Linked DNA regions of Homo sapiens: region 1 is linked to region 2. A link is an interaction called in ENCODE POLR2A ChIA-PET data of the cell type or tissue named here. Cell type or tissue: A673. All regions are shown on one strand.

Region 1 (5,000 bases), 58 kb before region 2:
AGGGTATGAAAACTAGACATAAAGTTCTTTACCCAGCTAGAATTTTCTACAGTCTCTTCTCCTGGAGGCCCAGGGGGGTGAACTCAAGGACGTCCTGGTCTTTTGGCCGCCCCCCCAACCCCTCACCAAGTCTTCGCTGATTTTCCAGTCTCCCGTGCAGCTCTACCCTCCTCTGGGTCACAACAACTTTTCCCTGAAGCAGGTCCTCACAGCACACCTGCACCACTCTATAGTTCATGCAGCCAGGCCTCAGAGCCTTCTGCTCCCTATACTTCCTCCTTGGCCTTCACTGAAGCCAGAAATCACGTTTCTAGAGCAAGTGCCCCAAGTGGAGAGGGAGGCCCCTTTCAGCATGAGCAAAGGCTTGGCTGAATCTCACCAAGCTCCCCCTTCACTGGACGAGGAACCAGCAAAGGATGGACTAAAGGCTGGTCAAATCCCAGTACCGCGTCTTCCTAGTTGTGTTACCTTGAGTGAGTGACTCAGCCTTTCTGATTCTCAGGCCCCTTATCTATAAAGGGGAGAAACACAGTCTCTTTTGAGAGCATGAAATGAGGTCTATGGGCACCTGCCTGGCACCAAAGAGGCAATGGAGGAAAAGATCAAAGGTGGTTATTGTAAGTATATGCAAAGATCTATGAGACCCTTTTATACTAAAATCTAAGTATTCTTGGACCCCCTAGCCTGATCATAGGGGGCTCTCAAGGATAAAAGATTGCCCCAGGAATATGCCAACAGCTTTTATTACACACACACACATCCTCCAGCACACACATGCACACACACACTGCACTCACAGCTACACACAGACATGTCCATACACACACAATACATCCCCAACACACACATTCCACACTCAAACCCACACACAGACACATCCATACACACATAACACATCCCCTAACACACACACTCCACAAACTCACACACAGACACATCCATACACACACAGCACATCCCCCAATACACACATTCCACCTTCAAACTCATATACAGACACATCCATACACACACAACACATCCAACACACACAGTCCACACTCAAACCCCCACACAGACATGTCCATACACATGCAACATTCCCCAACACACGAGTGCACACACACTCCACACTCACAGACATGTACACACACACACACACACACACACCCCTTCTTTTCTCCCTTTGTTTTCTTAAAGATGTTCTCACCATCTCTAAAAACACACTAGTGTCTCCACAATTTGAAACACCATCACAAGAAGCTTTCATGTTCATAATGTCCAATGCTCTGCCAACTAGCCCGATTTTACAGAGGGAATTTTACTACAAACAAGCAGAGCGTCTTGCTCATATATGTCACCTTGCACCTGGGCACAGGAGCCGGCAGCCCCTCTCCGTTTCCTTAGACACTTACTGATGCTGCTCCTCCCAGCCTGATGAGTGACGGATGAAGATATTAGATTTCTATTATCCCTAAGTCTCTCGTTTGTTTCCTGAGGCAAGTCTACATAAGGCCGGGTTCCCTTGTTTCCAAGGCCCGCCTATCGTGTTTGCACTGACTGAGCTCCTCCCTGGTGGGCCCCTAGAAGCTGTTGTACTTATCAAGTATTCTTCAGCCCTCTATTCTTTTACCTACTCAGGAAATTGCCCTCTTATTATCAAGAAGACCTCATCAAACAAGTTTCTTATCTGACTCCTCTCTAACGAGAAACCCATAAACCTCCAGACAGGCACCACCGGACAGGCAGCCTGGTGTGGGGACCTGGGAGTCCCAGACAGAGGTTTTCAGTCCTAGCTCTACCACTTGCTAGCAGGAGAAGTTTGCTATCCTAGTTGGGTTCTTCCTGAAGCCGACCCTAAGACAAGGCCTTGGATCCAGGCTGATAACTCCCATTCCCCACCACTTGAGGGTGGGTTCCAGGGATGACAATTAGCCCCCTACCTTCCCCAAGTCTTTCTCAGGTGCACCCACTTGGGCAGAGCAAGCTTCCCTGGGGCCATGGCCCAGGAGGGAGTGCTCACACAGACAGGTGAGGTGGGGAGCTGTCAGTGTGCTGGATGCCACAGCTGGGGCACTGCAGGTGAACTCAGGTGAGCCCAGGGGACGTGGGGCAGGCATCAACAGTGCCCACCATATTTCCAGGAGTCACGGACCCTCTCTGAGCCTTTCCTTGTCTGTGAAATAGGCAGGAGAACTGTAGCACTTCCCAGCAGCACCCCTCAGAGAAGTTGTGGATGTGAGGAGCTCTGCAAACTAGGACACACACAGTACCTGCAGAAGACACCGTCACCTGCTGCACCCACAGCCCTGCACAACTCAGGGCTGCTCTCGAGAGGAGAGTGCAGGAAAGAGTGGGAAAGGCCAGAGCCCACTGAGCCGCCTCTTGGGGCCCTCGCCAAGCCTCACAGCTGTTTGAACAGCCACCGTGAAGGAAAGTGACTACCGGATGCCTCATGGTGTCTCTGATTCTGCAGCCAACCAACAAGGGAGGCATGGGCATGGTTAGCTGCGGAAACTGAGCCCCCAGGGTGAAGGACTCCTCACAGAACTCAGCTAGGAAATCCCCTGCTGGCCTGAATCTTTACACTCGCCCTTCCTCTAGAACATGCCACAGGTTCCATCCAAGACACCTCTGTCACAAACACCATGTGGCCCTCTCAAGGGCTCTAAATATATACCTGTCAGGCCCCAGGGGCTCTGGGCTGATGGGAAGCAGACTCACCTGCGGTGTGGGTGCAAATCATGGCAGCAACATGGAGCACTAACTCTGCACCAGGCACCTTAGCAGGGCTTTTGCCATCATCGGCATTTAATCCTCCTAACGACCCTATGGGGAAGGTACTATTATCCTCATATTAACGGAAGAGGAAATCCAAGCACTGAGGGGGTAAGTGACTCACCCAAGGCCACACAGCAATAAATGGCACAGCTGAAATTTGAACTCAGGCAGTCTGGTTTCAGAACCCCCTCTCTGAACTACTTTGCTGCTTTCCTCTCTAAGGTTCAGACCATTCTCTTCACTAATGTGTCAGAAGGCAGCACCCCAAATGTTGGGAATGGAGCTACCATTGCCCTCTCTCCTTGGACAAGGACTGCCAAAGGCCAGGGAGGCAAAACAGCACAGGCAGCCACCTCTCCTACAGGACCAGGCTCCTGGGGAGACCGTGTAACAGCTCGGTCCTAAGTGGGGGATCTTTACCAGGCATCGGTGTGCCCACGGCGGCATCTGGCACTGTGGCCCAACACAATCAGGGCCAATGACTTTTTTTTCTTTTTGAGAATAAAGATTTTTCCATTTGGATGTTCTAATGGGGGTTCCCAGTACAATCTTTCCAAAATGGAGAGAAAAAGCAAGGAAAAGCCAAAGACAGCAAGAGTTTCCCAGAGCACAGAGCCAGGAAGAGGCCAAAATGAGCTGGCCCCAGCTGCCAGCCCACAGGGAGGGTGTCCAGAACATCAACATACATACAGACCTAGAAGAACGTCTTGGGGCGTGCACATCAGCACAGATAAATGGTCAACCCCGCGTGGGATCTGCTCACCAGCTCTGAAGGCGGCCCTTGGCTGTGGACATAATCTTCTTTCCATTTCTTACATTACATCAGCAGAACCACTAGCAAGTAGAATAGAAATCCCAACTCTCTTTTTTCATGCCTCCAGCCTCCTTCATCACTAGTTCCACCAACACCCCTACACCCTGAAGTGGAAGTTCTAATCACAGGTTCGACACGAGGCCAAGCAAATTAGCTCGGTAGTACAGACCCAAAAGTCAGGTCAGGAGAACAGCAATTGTGTCAGCTCTGAACATGCACATGCGAAGGATTCTTTCAGGGGATGCTCCGCCTTCTCTGACGGAGAGCATATGCTATTCCAGTCACTGAGCTCTTGCTCTGTGCCTGGCAGTGTTTTGAGTGTTTTCTGTTTTACGTTAATTAACCCGTGCCATCCTCATCACCAGCCTGAGAGATGCTTTTATTATCAACGTTTTACAGATGAGAAAACCGAGGTGCAGAAAGCTGCAGCCCCTCCCCCAAGGCCACACAGCCCCTCCCCCAAGCCCACACAGCCCCACCCCCAAGGCCACGCAGCCCCTCCCCAGAGGCCACGCAGCCCCTGAGTGGCAAGGCTGGGATTCCCGTCAGGCAGTCGGCCTCCCACTGGCTGCCTCAACATAATCTCCACAACATCCCATGATACAGATACTAACAGCTGCCCTTACAGAGAAGGAAATTGAGGCTCAGCATTAAACTACCTCCCCAAAGTCACCAACTAAGCAGCCGAACCAGGGGGCAAATGGATGTCAGATTCTGGAGTCCGAGTTTGCAACCGCCATGCACACATGCCTCACTACAGGGCCGGAGAGGACAGTGCCAGTGGGCAGCCACCAGGCCTGGGAGAGGGCATGTTAGGGCACACCAGCTGGTCAGCAGGGCAGGCTCCGTAGGGCAAAGGTAAAGGGCTCCCAACGCCCAGTGCCATCAAATCAAAAAGGGCAAGGCCAGGCAAGAGCCCAGCGCTGCTGACAGACTGGCAGAGGCAGAAATGATGGCGCCAACAACAGCTGCTGTTTATTTTGGGGCCAGGGAAGAGAGGAAGGACTGGTTAGGACCCATCTCATTCCAACAATAAACTGAACAGGGCAGGGCGGGGAGGTTGCCCCGCTTCCAGCTAAAGCAACAGCCTGGCCACCTGTTGGGTTTCACTGAGTGGAATGGTCTAGGTGTCAAAAACATCTTGCCAGACACCCTAATCTAGCTTCCACCAATAAACACATCGCCACCCCGGCCCAGCCCCCTCCCCAGACCCATGTGCTGCACTTGTAAATGGCCCAGGAAGGCGGCCACATACACCAAGCCCACCCCCTGCAGTGTCAGGTTCCAGAAACAAATGGTTTTTCCTGTCTGGGAGAAGAAAGAGAAACTGCTCATACTGGCCACCCGTGGCTTTTGTTCCCTCACCCTGACACTTGTTAACACCTAATGACAAGTGTCCTGAACGTAAGGTCTACAGACAGCCACC
Region 2 (5,000 bases):
ACCACACCTAGCAATCCTCAGCCACACATCTTTTTATTCACGAGGCTTAGGGCAAAACTGTTTTTAATTTCATACATGAGTGCTCTTAGGGGATGCACCATCAGTGCAACATAGACTCCTTTGCAAACCTTCATAACTACTTAATCTTTATAATTCTAAGGAGATCTATCTTCTTTAGTCAATTTAACATAAGGATCCTAAAGGTTAGGTTTATTACATCTCTTAGCAAGATAGAAATAAATTGGAAACTAACTAGAGATGAGTATTACATGATTATTCCTGTCTTTAAAAATGACTCTTGGTTATCCCCAAACCATATAAAAAGCCTAGTTCCCCCTCCCAGATTTCAGTCAGATCAAGCAGCAGGAAGAGACAATGCTAGGCCTAGGAGATTAAAAACACAGTTTCAGCTGTGAGCAAGGACTCAACAGAAATGGCTCTCTGTAAATATAAACAATACTTGAAGCTTCCTTTCCAAAAACATTTGCCTCAGCTGACCCTGGGACATATTTCCCTGGCCTAGTTATAAAGACCATAGTCTCAAGGGTAAAGCCACTAATCGTCTCTTCCAGCCAGCAGCTTTTCCTGGACTGGGATCTGTGTCTTTCTTGTCTTTTTCAAAAAAGCAATGACAGACTCATCAGATTTAGGAAACCGAAATTGCTCACAGGCAAAAAAAAAAAAAAACCAAACAAACAAAAAAAAACAGTCACTAGCTAAACGTGCTGAGCTTTACCAAGCCTCGCCTCATCTCAGGTCAGGAACTGGGTGGATCCCTGAAATATATATAGTCTTCATTCCCAAACAAACTCAACATTCATCCAGCTGTCAAAGAAACAATGGTTTTGCAGGCCCTGCTTATCATGTTTCTGGATTTGCTAAGAAGGACCACTATGAAAAAAAGGAGGAAACATTCAAGCCTGCTCTCTCTCTGCCTCTAAACTATAACACCATCACAATGATTTTTTCTGTTAAGCTTTCATCTGTATGACAACAGAAAGTGCCAAAGGATCTAGGGTTTCAGTCTCATTGTAAAGCACCTTTAGTCTCCCAGGAATCTATTAAACAGAACTCAGTTTAATCACACTGACCTCCCCAACCAGAGCAATGTGAGGGACTAATTCATAATTGATAGAAAAAAGAGTTTCCAAAGACAAAACAAATATAGTGCCATATTCGATTCTTTTTAAACATATAGCACCAGGCAGACACAAGTTTCTGCTGTAAGCATTTTCAAAAAGATATGCCAAAGGTTCCCCACAGATCATTTTGAATGGAGGAGTCTTTTAGTCCTCAAAGAGTCCTTAAGTCTCTCTCTCTACTTAATTATAGCTATCACGGAAGAGCTGGCTTCATGTGAAAAATATGGTCTTCGCTAAGCTTTAAAGTTTCTATCCAAACATGCTGATAGAATCATCAGAAGTCCTAGGAGGTCAATTTGGCTTTGAGCCGCCTCTAAATGATTAAGTGGGAAGAAGGTCAATCTTGCTGTCAGCCGACAGCTGGAGCGCTGCAACTGTTTAGAAGCAACCTTGGCAAAGAACAAAGCAGCCAGTCGTGACCCTTTCCACTTTGGTGTTTTCTGAAACGATATCCCTCATCTCCTCGTATGAAACCATGGGTCACTGGGCACATCAGGCTGTTGCCCAGAAGAGATAATTAGGAGCACAAACAAAACTGAGAAGCAGTGGTCATGCCCAGGAAGTCAGGATGTGACTCAGTATCTGTTCCACCAAAATCAAGAACTTATGTTACCTAGCAAGGGTGTTCACAGCAGCCTTGTTGGTGATGGCAAGAGATCAGAAAACATCTAAACAGTCCAGGAATGGACAGACTGGTCATATACATGATGGTACATGTGACAAAGACTGTAGGGGCCAACCTATATGTACGGCTAGGAAAGAATCTGTGAGACATACGTCAATGAAAAGTGTGGTGTCTCATAGTATACTACGCCATGCTACCATCTGTGTGAAACAGAAGGGGCTACAGTGACTTAGAGTACACACAAGCACAGACTATCTCCAGAATGATATTCCAGACACTAGTACTGGTGCTTGTCTCAGGGGAAAGGGAGTGAGAGGGAGGATGGGAAAGAAACTGACCTTTACCTTTACACTTTGTGGGACAATTTGAATTTTTAAAAATCATTCATTCCTTCAATCAGCAAATAATGAGTGAGAACCTGCTTTATGCCAGCCCCGTTCTAGGCCCTGGGTAGAGAGCAAAGAATAAGACAGACAAGTCCTCTGCTCTCACAGAACTTAAATTCTGATGGAGGAATAGGCAAGCAAACAAATAAAGACCAGTGACGTCAGATACAAAAACAGGGTGTAAGGGTGAGGGGCCACGTGGCAATCAGAGCAGCTAGACGGCCAGGGAGGGCAAGGAGGGACATTTAAGCTGAGATCATTCCCTGGTGGGATAAAGAAAGTAAATAAATGAGTCACGTTACAACAACAACAAACCTAAGAACTGCAATGAAAGGGAAAGCCTAAAATCAATGTCTCAAATAATTCTTAATTCCAAGCAATACGTCAACACCAAGCAACAAAACAAGTTACCCAAATAAAACTAGGGGTAAAAACATGGAGATAACTTTTTCTTTTTTTTTTGTTGGGACAAGGTCTCACTCCGGGTGACAGTCAGGGGTCAGGGTCACCCAGAGTGAGACCCTGTCTAATTTTTGTATTTTTAGTAGAGACAAGATTTCACCATTTTGGCTAGGCTGGTCTTGAACTCCTGGCCTCAAGTGATCTGCCCACCTTGACCTCCCAAAATGCTGGGATTACAGGCGTGAGCCACTGCGCCTGGCCCCTCGTTACTTAATCTTATTATGCTTAATATTTGAGTAGAAAAAAATAATAATAGTCTAAGGTCCATAGTAGTAGGTTGTTAGTATTCATTGAGATGGATGTTTAATCTCAGCAGAAGCCAAGTGACAGGGAAGTAGATGAGAGGAGGTAATTATCCATCCAAGATGATTTATTCATCAGCAAAATGATTCGCGAACTTGAACCATGGTTTTTAATGACTTGCTCTGTCTTTTTCAGAATAAGATTAACCCATTGTGTTTTAGGAGTTTAAATAAAGACCGAGTTGTATTCAGACTCATTTGTAAGTAAAATTTCAAGGAACACTTAAGTAATTTTTTATTCTTTAATTTTTTATTCCTCTTAGAAAAAGTTATCTTGGTTAGCCAGGCGTGATGGCACATGCCTGTGGTCCCAGTTACTTGTGAGGCCAAGGCAGGAGAAGCACCAGCCTGGGCGACAGAGTGAGACTCTGTCTCCGAAAAAAAAAAGATTAGGTAAGGAGGAAGAAGGGGCAGGTCCAGCCTTATGCCTCATTTCAAGTTCTTAGTAGTCAATGACCTTTCCAGAATAGAAATAATGTGTGACAGAACCATTCCCTCCGTTCCCTGGGTCAACTCTGTGAATCTTCATGCCACAGTCACTTTCACCCACACCTGCAGTTGCAGATCTGGGGCAGGGAACCAGAATTCTCACATGGGCATGCTGCACTCACTTGGTCGGAGGAGGCACTGTGAATCACAGGCTGATTGGCAAGGGACAGCAAAGACTCCACCATTTCCAGCTCCTGCTGGTAAAAGCTCTGCACTCTGTTCTCCATGAGGAATTCTTTGGCTTTTTCACTCAGCAAACTCGTGAGACTGGGGAGGTCCAGGGCGCCTGGATTGCTGCGGAGGGAAAGTTTTAAAGAGCTCTGCAGAAAACCATCACCTTTGTTCCTTTTTGGTGTATAAAAACCAGAAAATTAGCTAGAAAATGCAACACTATATTGGAGTTTGTTTTTCATATACAGAGTAATATATACAGGGAACATCATGTGGTTGTTTAAAATGATGAGGCAGAACTACAGGAACTAAGATATTCATGACAGATTAGGAGAAAAAAGTCAAACTGCAGAACAGCATGTAAGGTATGGTCCTATTTTTATATAAAAAAAATGGAAACCCACAAAATCTATGGGTGAATATTCATGCTTGTGTAAGCACAGAAGAAACTAATTTAAAAAGACACACATTGGCTTATGAACATTGGTAATCTCTGGGGAATGGTCCTGAGGCAGGAGACAGGAAAATGGAGAATTTTCACTTTTTATATGAGTCTATAGTTGTGCTTTTAATATACTTTTTTGAATATATAATATATTCATGTTAAAAAACATTAAAGGATACACAGTAAAGTCTCCTTTCTGTCCCCTTCCTGTCCTATCCTCCGGTCCCCACCCCCGAGGGAGCTGCTGTTACCGGTTCTCTGTGTCTCCTCTCAGAGTTCTTTTATGCACATATTAGCAAATATGCACACATTCTCATTCCTCCTGGGTTTTCTCCCCTATAAAAAAGTAAAATCATCCCTGGTTGAGAATGACCGGTGCAGGTTTTTTTAAAACAGGTTTTTGATTATGACGTGCTATGGTATCATATTTTGATTATGAGGTGACTTGGTGCATTTTTCTTCAGGTTTCTTGCCTTGGGGTTCATTGAGCTTCCTGGATCTGTGAGTTTAAAGTTTTTATCAAACTTGGAAAAATGTCAGGCATTATTATTTCTTCCAAGTGTTTTTCTCTGCTCCTGCCTCCACTCCTCCTTCAGTGACTCCAATTACACCCATAATTTCCTCACGACAACCCTAGGACATCTGTGCTATTATTCTCTTCATGTTACAGTTGAGGAAATTGAAGCATAGAGAGGGTTAGAGGGCTTGCCCAGAGCCCCACAGTGCATAGGTGGATGATTCGGGATTTGAACCTAGGCCGATCCCAGCATCTGGGCTCAGCTGCTTCAGTTTTCTGCCGTGGTCACGTGCTCAGCAGTGATAAGTCACCACTTACCTTAGTGCCTCTTCTTTCTCTAGGGCTGAGCTGTGAAAAGGCTGGTCATAAACTTTCCTGTAGATAGTGGGCAGCTCAAGCATCCTTGCAATTTGAATGTTCCACACTGGGTCGTCCACTTTATCTAACAAGTGACCAGAAAA

Evidence for each region. Peaks named below come from ENCODE experiments on the same cell type or tissue, not always from the same donor. Only the 100,000 strongest peaks of a DNase experiment are listed, where the experiment ranks them.
Region 1: POLR2A ChIA-PET joins it to region 2 with 6 read pairs; 3 of 35 experiments call an interaction of 5 or more read pairs at or near these places.

The regions. Positions count from the first base shown.
Region 1 is chr10:103,835,558-103,840,557 of GRCh38, forward strand. The region is part of intron 1 of SH3PXD2A (SH3 and PX domains 2A); the gene reads right to left. Among named protein-coding and RNA genes, the nearest start is that of SH3PXD2A, 18 kb to the right of the region's middle. RefSeq lists an enhancer at 1-210. In A673, no CTCF peak of the experiment used is centred here; a DNase peak (open chromatin) is centred at 2,480; H3K27ac peaks cover 3,854 bases.
Region 2 is chr10:103,894,020-103,899,019 of GRCh38, forward strand. STN1 (STN1 subunit of CST complex) reads right to left here. Exons shown (of 10, transcript NM_024928.5): 6 at 4,858-4,981; 7 at 3,529-3,700. Among named protein-coding and RNA genes, the nearest start is that of STN1, 22 kb to the right of the region's middle. In A673, no CTCF peak of the experiment used is centred here; no DNase peak of the experiment used is centred here.